2 separate regions of the Homo sapiens genome follow, and region 1 is linked to region 2. Evidence: chromatin contacts called from ENCODE Hi-C or POLR2A ChIA-PET data. All regions are on one chromosome and are shown on one strand. Each heading gives the region's core, a stretch centred on a gene start or an enhancer-like site at or near the end of the contact. The rest is flanking DNA. Distances are from core to core; before and after follow the strand shown. Region 1 has its middle 6.0 kb from the start of DDIT4. Region 2 holds the start of C10orf105 (chromosome 10 open reading frame 105).

Evidence for each region. A loop is a pair of places that touch in the nucleus more often than their neighbours do. ChIA-PET counts read pairs that join two places held with the same protein, here RNA polymerase II (POLR2A). Pooled maps may share reads with other maps.
Region 1: POLR2A ChIA-PET joins it to region 2 with 11 read pairs in H1. The contact joins the enhancer-like site here to the promoter of C10orf105 in region 2. A Hi-C loop is called at or near these places in 6 of 50 pooled maps. POLR2A ChIA-PET finds 5 or more read pairs at or near these places in 2 of 52 experiments (H1 and activated naive CD8-positive, alpha-beta T cell).

Annotation. Positions count from the first base shown.
Region 1 is chr10:72,276,829-72,282,951 of GRCh38, reverse strand. No RefSeq gene overlaps it. Among named protein-coding and RNA genes, the nearest start is that of DDIT4, 6.0 kb to the right of the region's middle. Within about 2 kb of position 4,445, at least 12 of the 41 ENCODE cell types and tissues checked have a DNase peak (open chromatin) inside an H3K27ac peak, as active enhancers do.
Region 2 is chr10:71,716,685-71,723,548 of GRCh38, reverse strand. It overlaps C10orf105 (chromosome 10 open reading frame 105), which reads left to right and starts at 3,771. Exons shown (of 2, transcript NM_001164375.3): 1 at 3,771-3,922. The region is part of intron 28 of CDH23 (cadherin related 23); the gene reads right to left. RefSeq lists an enhancer at 3,634-4,382 and a silencer at 6,299-6,496.

The DNA of each region.
Region 1 (6,123 bases), core at 3,196-5,695, 560 kb before region 2:
CTATTATGAATAATACTGCTATGAACATTTGTGTACAAGTTTTTTTGCATAGACATACATTTTCATTTATCTTGAATGTATACCTAGAAGTGAAATTGCTAGGTCCTACGGTAACTCTATGGTTAGCATTTTGAGGAACTGCCAAACTGTCTTTTTTTTTTTTTTTTTTTTTGAGATGGAGTCTCGCTTTGTCACCCAGGCTGGAGTACAATGGCAAGATCCCAGCTAACTGCAATCTCCACCTCCCTACAACTTCCACCTACCGGGTTCAAGAAATTATCTTGCCTCAGCTTCCTGAGTAGCTGGGATTACAGGTGCCTGCCTCCACACCGGGCTAATTTTTGTATTTGTATTAGAGACGGGGTTTCACCATGCTGGCCAGGCTGGTCTCCAACTCCCAACCTCAGGCAATCCACCTGCCTCAGCCTCCCAAAGTGCTGGGATTATAGGCGTGAGCCAGTGTGCCTGGTCGCCAAACTGTTTTTCAAAGTGGCTGCATCTGGCCGGTGCAGTGGCTCACGACTGTAATCACAGCACTTTGGGAGGCCAAGGTGGGCAGATCATCTGAGGTCGGGAGTTTGAGAACAACCTGGCCAACATGGTGAAACCCCATCTCTACTAAAAATACGAAAATTAGCCGGGCATAGTGGCTCACACCTGTAATCCCAGCCACTCAGGAGGCTGAGGCAGGAAAATCGCTTGAACCCAGGAGGCGGAGGTTGCAGTGAGCCGAGAACATGCCACTGCACTCCAGCCTGGAGACAGAGCAAGACTCCATCTAAAGTAATAATAATAATAATAATTGCCTAATCTGAGATCATGAAGATTTACTCCTATATGTCTTCTAAGAGTTTTATAGTTTAGCTCTTCCATTTAGACTTATGATTCACTTTCCACTTTGAGTTAATTTTTGTGCATATATATGTATTTTTTTAATTTTTATATTTTAGAGACTGGGTCTCCCCACATTGCCCAGACTGGCCTTGAACTTCTGGGCTCAAGCAATCCTCCTGCATCAGCCTCCCAAGTAGCTAGGCCTATAGGCACATACCACATACCCAGCTATGTATATATACTTAAAAAAAATCAGGTTTATTGATGTATAATTCACGTTAAAAAAATTTATTTTTGGCTGGGCGTGGTGGCTCACGCCTGTAATCCCTGCACTTTGGGAGGCTGAATCGGGCGGATCACAAGGTCATGAGTTCGAGACCATCCTGACCAACATGGAGAAACCCCGTCTCTACTAAAAATACAAAAACTAGCCAAGCATGGTGGCACACACCTATAATCCCAGCTACTCAGGAGGCTGAGGCAGAAGAACTGCTTGAAGCCGGGAGGTGGAGGTTGCAGTGAGCCGAGATTGCACCACTGCACCCCAGCCAGGGCGACAGAATGAGACTCTGTCTCAAAAAAAAAAAAAAAAAAAGAAATCTCAAAAATTAGCCGGGTGTGGCAGCATGTGCCTGTAATCCCAGCTACTCCGGAGGCTGAGGCAGGAGAATGGCTTGAACTCAGGAGGCAAGGTTGCAGTAAGCCAAGATCGCGCCACTGTACTCCAGCCTAGGCAACAGGGCTAGACTCTGTCTCAAAAAAAAAAAAAAAAATGTTTTTCCTGGGAAATTAGGGATAGGGAGATTTGAGTGTATGCCCATTTTCTCTTCTCCTTATGCCCCACGTTTTACTTATTAAAAGCGTGTGTGATTATGTAGGTGTGTGTGATTATGTATGTACATGTGTGTATGTGTGTGAGAGAACTTTTTTTTTTTTGAGATGGAGTTTCACTCTTGTTATCTGGGCTGGAGTGCAATGGCGCCACCTCGGCTCTCTGCAACCTCCGCCTCCTGGGTTCAAGCGATTCTCGTGCCTCAGCCTCCTGAATAGCTGGGATTACAGGCGCCCACCACCACACCAGCTAATTTTTTATATTTTTAGTAGAGACAGGGTTTCACTATGTTGGCCAGGCTGGTCTCGAACTCCTGACCTCAGACAATCCGCCTGCCTCAGCCTCCCAAAGTGCTGGGATTACAGGTGTGAGCCACTGCGCCTGGCTGAAAGAACATTTTTATATCAGCTTCTTAAGGGTTCCTACTTACTTTGACTTTCTCTTGCAGCCCACATGGACCTGTTAGTTATATAGTATATAGGGTGAATGAATAAATGAGTGACCGAGTGAATGCAGCCCACCAACCTCTACATTCAGAGCCGCCAGCTCCACATAGCCACAGGCTGCATCTGCTGCCCCAGAAGTTTCCATGAAGCTGCCCATGGCTGGGATCAAGATGGAAGCTTCTCAGCTGGGCCCCTGCATGGACACGTCTAGGTTTAATGGTTTTCTCTCTAATTTGTGAGTCCTTCTTAAAAAGCCCTTCCATTTCAGGATAATTACGGAGTCCTGTAATGGTCTATTAATTGGGCCTGGTTTTTGTGCCCACATTTCCTCAGCTTCCTCTGGGGTGCCCCAGCAGTACTTGGTTTCCTCCAGCAGCCAAAGTAGGATGTGGCTGACCCAGGCTGCACCTGAGCTGGGAAACTGGGAGGGCTTGTGGGGATTGAGCGGAAGGCCCTGGAGGTAGAAGACCACACACTGCTCATCTTAGTCCTGCAGATCCCTCACTGAGCTCCTCTGCCCCTTGGCATTTCCTCCTGATCCATGAGGTGGAATTAAAGGAATTTTTTTTTTTTAAACAGAGTCTCAATCTGTTGCCCAGTGGCGCAATCTTGGCTCACTGCCACCTCCGCCTCCTGGGTTCAAATGATTCTCCTCCCTCAGCCTCCCGAGTACCTGGGACTACAGGCACACACCATCACGCTTGGCAAATTTGTCTATTTTTAGTAGAGACGGGGTTTCACCACGTTGGCCAGGCTGGTCTCGAACTCCTGACCTCAGGTGATCCACCTATCTCAGCCTCCCAAAGTGCTGGGATTACAGGTGTGAGCCACCACGCCCAGCCTAAAGGAACCTTATATGTAATGCTTAATATGTACCAGAATTAGAATAATGCAACTTAGAAGTATAGCTGTCTGAACATATTTCCCCCAAGTGGAGGGTTTGTTTTTCTTTCATGCTTTTTTTTTTGACACCGAGTCTTGCTCTGTCTCCCAGGCTGGAGTGCGGTGGCGCGATCTCAGCTTACTGTAACCTCTGCCTCTGGGTTGAAGCAATTCTCCTGCCTCAGCCTCTCAAATAGCTGGGTCCACATGCATGTGCCATCACACCCAGCCAATTTTTGTATTTTTAGTAGAGACAGGGTTTCACCATGTTGGCCAGGCTGGTCTCGAATTCCTGACCTCAAGTGATCCACTTGCCTTGGCCTCCTAAAGTGCTGGGATTACAGGCGTGAAGCCACCGTACCCAGCCTTTTTGTTTGTTTGGTTTTTGTTTTTGTTTTTGTTTTTGGTCTTTTTGAGATGGAGTCTTGTTCTGTCACCCAGGCTGGAGTGAGAGCTGGGCTCACTGCAACCTCCGCCTCCCGGGTTCACACGATTCTCCTGCCTCAGCCTCCCAAAGTGCTAGGATTACAGGTGCCCACCCACATGCCCAGCCTTATTTTTCTTTTGAATTTGTTAAGGTCATATGTTGACATGGCTGTTAAATATTTATTTATTTATTTATTTATTTATAGAGTTCTCACTGTGTTGCTCAGGCTGGTCTTGAATTCTTGGGCTCAAGTGATCCTCCCACCTTGGCCTTCCAAAGTGCTGAGATTACAGGCATGAACCACCGGCACCCAGCCAACATGGCTGTTAAGATGGTAACTTTGAAAAGCTGTTAGAGGAACATAAGACCAGAGGGAACAGGAGTCAAAGGGTGGTCCCTATTAAAGGCACTTGCTGTGAAACCAGCCCTGCCATGCTTAGGCTGCCATCTCTATCCAGTCATGGGCGTCCTCTGCCCATAGGGGGCCTTAGTAATGTTGTTATATATATCATTTCCTCACTATCATTCCCACTTTACGGATGAGGAAACTGAAGCTTAGGAAGGTAAAGTTACTGGCCCCAGGTCATTGGCTAGGAAATGGCTGAGCTGGGATCTGAATCCAGATTTCACTAATGCAGGTGGCTTTAGCCACTAATGACACTACCTCCCTTCCAGGACCTTAGCCTTTAATATTCCTCTAAACTAGGTGGTAGGCTAATGAAAAAAACAAAAAACAAACAAACAAAAAAACAACAACAACTCTTTCTAACCCTGCCCTCCTCTCCTCGTAGCCTGAGAGTCTGAGGCTAGTGAGGGAATCTTATGTTCTCTGAGCTTAGAGAGAGGGCATGACCCAAGGCTCGGACAGCCAATGCTTAGTTAACCACTATGTGCCAGGCCTCAGGAGAACCTAGGGGTGTTCTATAGAGCTAGGGGGATATAAAACAAGTGCATACAATGAGATCATTGTATGCCATGTTTTCACACTGCAATTGTGAAAGATGGGGGGAGGGAAAGCAGAAAAGAGCCATAAAAAGGCTGGAACTTGCTCTAGGCCTTAAAGGAAGGACAGGGCTTGCCAGCAAAACTCAGGAAGATATCCTTGGTGGAAGGCACTAGAATGAGCGGAGTCTGCGGCTAGAGAAAAGGGCAGTCCAGATTGACTTGCCCCCAGTTAAGGGGAATGGTGGGAGGTAAGCCTCAGTAGGGAGTATAGGGCCCAACACCAAATGTCCTAAAAGACCAGCAGTGGAATCTGGCAATAGGGAACCATTGCAGGTTCTAGAGCATTGACCCGATGAGGTGGGAAATAGGAATAAGAGAGGGAATCCTGTAGGAAGGGAGGTAATCAGTACATATTTTCCAGGCCAAATAGGGCAATCTTTTTCCTTTCCTTTCCTTTTTCCTTTCCCCTTTCCTTTCCTTTCTTTTTTTTCTTTCCTTCCTTTCTTTATCAGATAGGGTCTCACTAAATAGGACAATTTCTGAAAGCATTTACCAAAGTTGATTTTATGTGTAGGTCTTTATAAGCTTTCTTAGCTTTCCTGCTTAGCAACAAAGAAGCCTGCCCCATTTTTTCTTAGCAAGTCCGGTACCTGGGGCAAAGCTCCCTGCCATGTCTTAGCAGACCTCAGGACCCAGAACTGTCTTGGGCCTCAGCAACCCTCTTCCCTTTACTGTGAGACTCAAGCTCAGGGCTCCCACTTGCGGACCCTTCTGTCCTGCTGCAGGAGGATTTTCAGGCCCTGTGAGAATGAGGGAAGCCAGTTTGGCTCTGGGAGAGGGCATCTCAGCTGAGCTAGCTTGGGAACCCAAGCTTTGATTTGGCCTCAGTCTGACTATCTAAGAAAAGGTACGGTGCTGGGCTCAGCTGCCTCCTTGGCTTGGAGAAGGGCTAATGCTGACCAATCCATCCAGCTCAGGCCCCCAAATACCAACAAGACTCTGTACTCTGAAGACAATTGTTTCCTTGCTTCTCTTTTGAGACTGGGGAGGCAGGGTCGTGAGCATTGGCACAGATCTCAGTTCCCGGGAAAGTGCCCTTCAGACTCAGCCCAGGTGTCAAGCTTGCTTTACTCCCAGCCCTGAATCTCAATAGGCTGGGAGTGGACAAAGTCAGCCCTTATCCAAGAAGATGACCATTCCAGGGCTTGGGCCTCCATTTACTAATCTGTAAAACATTAAAAACCCCTGCCGCCACCCACCCCTCACAGGGTGGCTATTAGGAGGATGTGCTAAGAAAATGGGTGTGAGGGCTTTCCTCACACTGGTCTGGGCACCTTCTTCACTGTTCTCACTATCCATTTCCAAATGCACTTCTAATCCAAGTTTATCCATTTTGGGGAACAAATCACTCAGTTCTACCAAAGAGAGATGGGTCTTCCAAGTCATCGTAAAGTTTAGGACCCTCTATTGGAATCCCTGATGTAAATGCAGATTCCTGGGGCCCTGGCCCGGATGCACTGAGAATCTCCAGGAGGGCCCATGTGATCTGATTACACACGCTCAAGTGCAAGAGCCACTGTTTTAGTCTTGAGCAAACAAGGCCTGTCTGGGACCAGGAAGAGAAACAAGGGAGATAAAAACTCTCCAAATGCCAGTTGGTGTGGGTGGATGTAATTCCAGGGAAGAAGGGGGAAAGGCCCTGGGCTTCATCTGGCCCAACTCCAATTTGCCAATTTTTCTGACAAGGAACTTAGGGC
Region 2 (6,864 bases), core at 2,522-5,021:
GCCCTCCTCCCACACAATGGCTCCATGCTCATTCACACGCACCATCACCCCAGTCTAGCTTCAGATCGGCCTGGCTGGCGTGGCTGCGACTCAGGCTTATGTGTTTATGTGTTTCCTCTGGTGGGCTTGTGTGTGGGGGGGGACGTTGTTGTCACTCTGAGACACTGCCTAGTGCTCAGCCCTTTTTACAAGGAGTGCAGCCTCGAGGCTACTGGCAGAACCATAGCTGACCCCAACATGAGTCCTGTCAAGCCAATAACTGAATACCTACTTTACCCACTGCCCACCCAAAACAAGTGGAGAACAAACACCCCCCAGGGCAGTGCAGGAAGAGGCTAGACCCTCCTATGACATGCTGTCCTGTTGGATCTGTGGTGAATTGCTTTGTAAGGCCCTGGGCTCTCCCACTTCTTTTGGGTCTGCCCCTTCTTGTCTCACCACCTCTCACTTCAGCCCTGTGGTGTGCATGGGAGCTGCCATTTTCTTCCTGACCCTGCCAAGACGGTCAGAGGGGATTGGTCCAGGACTGGGTGCCTGATCAAAGCTGAGCCAATCACATTCTTCTCTGGGATTGTTGACCTTGGGCCCAGAGAGATTGAGTCAGTCTTTCTAGCAGTAAAATGTGGGAATATCAACAGCCCCTCTCTTGCACATCCCTGGGCCCCACTTCCCACCACTCTCTCCTCTTAACTGCCCTGGCACACTGGTCTCCTGGCTGTTTCTTGAACACCAAGCGTGTGCTGGCCTCATGGCTTCTGCCCTGGCTGTTTCCTGGCAAGCTCTCCCTCCAGATATTTGCATGTTCATGCCCTCATCTCCTTCAGGTCTTTGTTCAAATATCTTCTCCTAAGACCCTCCCTGAGCACTGCATATGAAATTATAGCCCCCACTCCAATGTCCTGGCCTTCCCTACCCCTGGTCACCCTCTGATACATGCTATCTTTGCTTATTGCCCATATCCCCACAGGAAGAAAGGGCTTTGTGCACTGCGATATCCCTGGTCTCTGGAACAACAATCCTGGCACACAGTAGGGTCAAATATGTGAACGACTTAGGAGCAGAGCTCCAGGGAGAGGAACTAGGCTGACACTCAGTAAGCACGAATGCAGGACACATACAACATTCAGCCCTGGTTTGCATCCTTGGGCCCAGTTATTCCAGGAGCCCATCTGTGCCTCGCTCCCTGTTTGATTTTTCCTTTGATCCTGTAGGGTATCCCAGTATTGCTACAGTACACTTCTCCTTCTGCCTAGATTATTATTATTTTTTTTGTAGAGACAGGGTCTTGCTATATTGCCCAGGCTGGTCTCGAACTCCTGAGCTCAAGCAATCCTCCCGCCTTGGCTTCCCAAAGTGGTGGGATTACAGGCATGAGCCACCATGTCTGGCCCTGCCTAAGATAATATAGAATGGATTTTCTTTCTTGCCACCCGAAGCCCTAATGTAGGCTTTCCTATCGTTGCTCACTGGACAAAACTGCAGAGAAGATGGGGATGGGTTCCTGCTAGCAAAGATCAAGAAAGCAGTGAAGGTGGGATTGGCTGAAGGTTTCCAAAGGAGGGAGCTGGGTTTGGAAGGATGGAGGAAACCTGGCTTAGCAGAGAAGGTTGGGAAGAACATTTGTGCTGGGAAACAGTGTTAGCTGAAGTAGAGGCAGCTGGGGAGGCTAAGGAAGGAACTAGGACCCCAGTCTGGAGTGAAGGGCTCATGCAGGGACAGCAGAGGGCTGTGGTTGGAAGAGTGGAATGACAGCCTCAATCAGCAGCACTGATGCCCTGGAACCTCCACAGGACAGGGAGTATAGACATGGTGGTATGAAGGCAGAGCGAGGAGCCTGTAGCAGGCGCTGGCCTCGATGCACATCCGGGCACTGCGGTAAGTGTGTCTAAGGATTCTGATGAGCATGTTGATGGTGGGGAGGAGGACGAGTACACTGGAGCAAAAAGAACAAGGGCCCTGGGTCAGGCACACCCAAGCATGAATTTAGGCTTTGTCACTTACTCTCTATGGCACTATGGATAAGTACTTTAGCCCCCTTGAGCCTCAGTTTTCTCATCTCTAGACTGGGCACAATGATGACCAGCCTTGCAGGGTTGAGGGGAAGATCAGAAGTCATCTTGCAAAGCGTCTTGGCTGGTGCCTAGCATGGGGATGTGTGGTGAAGGTCAACATGAGTGATGCCACCTTCTCCAGAGAGCCCTCTGGATTTATGCCAGAGCTGGGGATGGCTGGATTGCCCCTTGCCGTGCAGTTCTTTCTCTCTCCATTCCCTGAGAAACCTTAGGAGCTGGCAGGTGGAGGGATGTAACAGGGTGCTTCAATTGTCCAGATCTGGAAGGGCTCAGGATGGTGAAGAGAGCCACGTTGCCCAGAGCATGCCCTTGCATGCCTATCCATGGTGAGATTTCCTTGATGCCTCCCTGCTCCAGCAGCCTGCACCACCCTGGAAGCTTTGTCTTCTGTCATCTCAGGAGGAATGGGGGCCACAGATGAAGTGTTCAGTTGGTTTCAGGAGAGGAAGTTAAGGAAAATGAAGGCAGTGAATGCTGTGATGGAAGGTGCAGGAATCCCAATGGGGACTCTGGGCATTGAAAACACCTTTGGGCCGGATGCTTTGCCTACCCTGGATGCCTACTGCCTGCCCCTGCCCACCCAGCACAGGGGAAACACCAAGTCCCCCACCACTCACTTGCTGGGTGCCCCTGGGCAGGTCACACCTCTCTGGGCCTCAGTTTGGTCATCTGAGAGAAGACGGGGGCTCTTTTCTCTCAGAAGAGGAGTTAGATGACCCCTGAGGACCTCTCCAGCTTTAACAGTCCATAGGAAATCTCTTGTCCATCTTGGGGTTGGCAGACAGTGCCTCTTTTTATGGGCAAGGGCAGGAGGGAACAGCTAAAAACCAGAAACTGGGGCTCCAAAAAAGGGAATGGGTCTGAGGCTCAGGTCTTGGACAGGGCCATGACTCCTGTCTTGAGTTGCATTTCTGGGAGCTTGGAGGTCCCTGGTGGGGAAGCTGCCAAAGACTTGGGCTCCTAAGCAGGCAGCTGGTTGTCAGGGAAGCTCTGGCTTCTGGGGAGAAAGAAGGCTGGGGGAGGGAAGTGTGTGTGTGTGTGTGTGTGTGTGTGTGTTTTGGAAAGAGCCTCCAGTGGAGGTCTCCCGTGGCCCACCCGCACTGTGGGGAGCATGGCCTTGGAGGTCCGTCAGTCCTATGCTTTCTGCCCTGGGATCCCCCTGACCTTTGAAGATGCCCCTCACCCCTCGCTTCTGTAGCCAGACACCTTCAAAGGGAAGGTGCTTTTCTACAAGCTGAGGGAAAAGCCTGGAAGGAATGGGGCCCAGGGACGCTGCAGGAGGGGCCTCAGGGGCTGCCAGGGACCAGCACTCTCCCTGCTCCCCTCCTGCCATGGCTTGTAGCCCCTCTCCAGGGTAACCTGGTGGCTGGCAGGCACTGAATAGCGAACCTCTGGCTGCCGCCGACCATACCATTCAAACTTCCGACAGGGGAAGGTGAGCGCCATGGGGCCGCAGAGGCAGTAAAACCCTCCCCCTGCGTCTCCCCAGAGTCTTCCACCCCTGAGAGGGCTCCAAGGAGACAGGCTGGAGAGAGGCGGTGGGAAGGCCAGGGGGCATCCCAGAGTCTCTGGACAGCTCCCCTCTCCCTCTTCCCAACCCAGTTGCCATCCCTACTCCCTTAGCTATCCCCTCCCCCAAGGCAGGGCCCAAACTCTTCTAGACAAAGCCAGGTCCAGCTGGGGAGTGACGGGGAGGCCACTCTGCTGGCCAGGCTGACCGAGGGCTGCAGGGCACAGCAGAGCCTGGCAGGGCTGGGGTCACAGGCACTGCCCAGGGCTCCTTGGGCCTCCCTTCCACAGCTGAGAAGACCTCTCCACGGAGCTCCGGACGGCTGGGGTCTGGCTCTGAGGTCAGTGCTTGGGGGACTGCAGGAGAAGGCTTGGAGAGGGAAGTGTGGTGGAGACCCTTGCTGGGGACTCCTGGGAGAATGTGAGGGTATGCTCAGACCTAGGCAGTCCTCTGGTTCTGTAGAGAGGGGAAACAAGGCCCAGTAAGGGGTAGGGACTAGCCCGAGGCCACACAGCAGTCTTCTCTGCCCACAGCAGGTCCTGCTCTGTGGAACTCCAAGGGAAGAGGAGGGTCCTAGACTGAGCTTGCAGAGATATGTCCAGAGCAGGGCCCGCTGGTGCACCCTGGCCCCAGTGGGAAGGGAGTGGCTTCAACTGCCCTCCAGATGATTCCTGGCCTTGGTCCGGGCAAGGCATCCTCTCCCAGTACTAGCTGGCCTTTGCTGGTTGGTCAGTAGCCGGGTGTCAAGGGGCCTGGCAGCTGGACTTGCCTCGTGCTCCAGGAAGGGTGTTGTGTTGTTTTCAAGCACTTAGGAATCTCTCGTTGCCACAGGAACTACTCAGATGCTAATTACAACTCCACTTATTTTTTTTTTATTTTTTATTTTTTTGAGACAGAGTGTTGCTCTGTCGCTCAGGCTGTAGCGCAGTGGCATGATTCTAGCTCGCTGTAGCCTCAAACTTTTGGGCTCAAATGATCCTTCTGCCTCAGCCTCCTGAGTAGCTGGGGCCACAGGCACATACTACCACACCTGGCTAATTAAAAAACCTTTTTTTTTTTTCTTTCAGAAATGAAGACTCACTATGTTGCCCAGGCTGTTCTCAAACTCCTGGGCTCAAGTGATCCTCCTGCCTTGGCCTCCCAAAGTGCTGGGATTACAGGTGAGAGCCAACACGCCTGGCCTCACTTATTTTTTAAATTAAAGCAGGTCCCAAGGCCTGAAGCCTGGATCCTATTTGCTAGCCCAGTAGGGTCTCCAGATTCCTTTGAAGGCCTTGAAATAACATTAGAACTAGTAGGATTGAGGCATCTCCCATTTCAGACTGCCCTTTTCTTACTCCTGGCCAAGCATTGTCCAGGGTAGGAGAGAGGGATGGCTGATTTTCTCCCCACGGGAATGAGCGGTGGGCACACCCCATCCCTCCTCCCTGCTCAGACTCAAGGAAAGGCCAACCCATGCACAGCTGCCCAGCCAGAGTGCTCTCTAGGCCTGATGCCGCAAAGGCGGAGGCCCTGGGCAGCTAGACGGGCATCACACTTTCCAGCCAGGCACTGGGAGGGGTCGTTTTCTGCCTGGAAGTGCTGGGAGGGGTGGTGGTGGGGAATGGGTGGGAGGTGGGGTGCTCTGCATGCCCTCAGTTGGCTGGGCGCAGGGAGCCAGGAGTGAGGTCCTGCGGCTGCTGGTGAGTGCCTGGGGTAGGGACAGGAGTCCCTCGGGTGGGGAACTAGGTGGCCCACTCCCCTCCCCACTACCTGTGGCAGGGTTTCTCTGAGCGTGACCTGACATCTTTCCTCCTCCTGAGCTTCCGTGCTAGAAACTCAACTGTTATCTAAGCTGCAAGCTGGGAAGGAGGAAAATCTGCTATCCCCCACCCTCATGAAAAGGAAAGACCCCAAGGTTAAAGGGAAATCATGACTTTTTATCAGACCCCCTGGGATTGCTTGTCCACGTCAGTAGAATTTAAATATCACACATGCTGACCTGCAAGCTGGACGTCCTCTGCTTATGTGTTTGGTTTGGCCTGTGTAGTGTTTCAAATATTTGAAAATTCATTTCACATTATTTTGAAATCAAGTTTATTTGGCTTTTGCTGTGTTCTCCCCCACCCCACCTCTCTTCTTTCTTGCCTTCAACAAATTTGAATTAGCTGCCAACATTTAAACGTCTAGAATGTTTGCCTTTAAAAAAATCCAGATTTCTGGCTTCTCTTGGGAAACTGACAGAGCTGACCACACTGGGCCTGCACTCCGGCACTGACAGCACCATTCTGGGCTGAGGCCCCTCCACTTCCTTGAGAGGGCCCAGCCAGTGCTCTCCAGGTGGCCCTGCTCATCTGTACCCTCTGGTCATGTGTTATCTGCTGGCCAGGATCTGTGAGCATTTTTATTACAACCCCAGACATATTGAGCCAAAAGCTCAGCCTGGTTTTCCATCGACAAGGACCGTCTGCTGCACTGCGTCTAATGGGATGATCTTCAGTGGGAAAGGAAATGCCCTGTCAGGTGTATGATGTCCCTGGGGGGTTTCCAGCCCCCTTGTCAACTCCTTGTGGGTTTATTTCCCACCTGTTCCCAGAGCAGCTCACTGAGCTCCGAAAGGGCTGGGGGCCAGAGGGGTGGCAAGGCCATGGGGCCAGGAGTCAGGAGACCTGCTTCTGACCTTCACTTGGCCATTGGCTCACAATGTGGCCTTGGCCTTCCCACCACCAAGCTGCCCCACCCCACCCTACTGTGACCCACAATGCAGCCAGCCAAGCCTTCCCAAGGAGTGAGCTCTGGCTTGTCACTCCCCACCTCTAAAACCTTCACTGGCTCCCTAATGCCAAATCCCCTCTTCGGACCTCAGTTTCCCACCTGTCGTGGGAGCAAGTTGGACTGCATGGGGAAGCAGTCACAGGAATCCCCACGGGGCCAGGCAGGTGAAATAAGGTGTGTGGTGGGCCTGTGGGGGAGGGTGGGGAGCTGGAGGTCAGTGCCCTGTCTACAGGGGGCAGCGGCTGCTCAGCCCCAGACACAGGGATGAGGCAGGAACATGGGCCAATGCCAGTGGTGAAATTCTGACATTTCAAGAGAATTCAGGCACCCATATATTTTTGTGAAATCTGTTATTATTTTGAAAATATTCATAATTACATTGATAAAAACATGGCAAGGACCCAACTAAACACACCCGTGGGCCCCCAGTTTGCAGCTTTGGTATTAGATTACTGCTAGGGACCCTGGCAGCTGCGGCCTCTTACCATCCATAACTCGTTCCTGGCCACAGAGCAAGTTATTGACAGA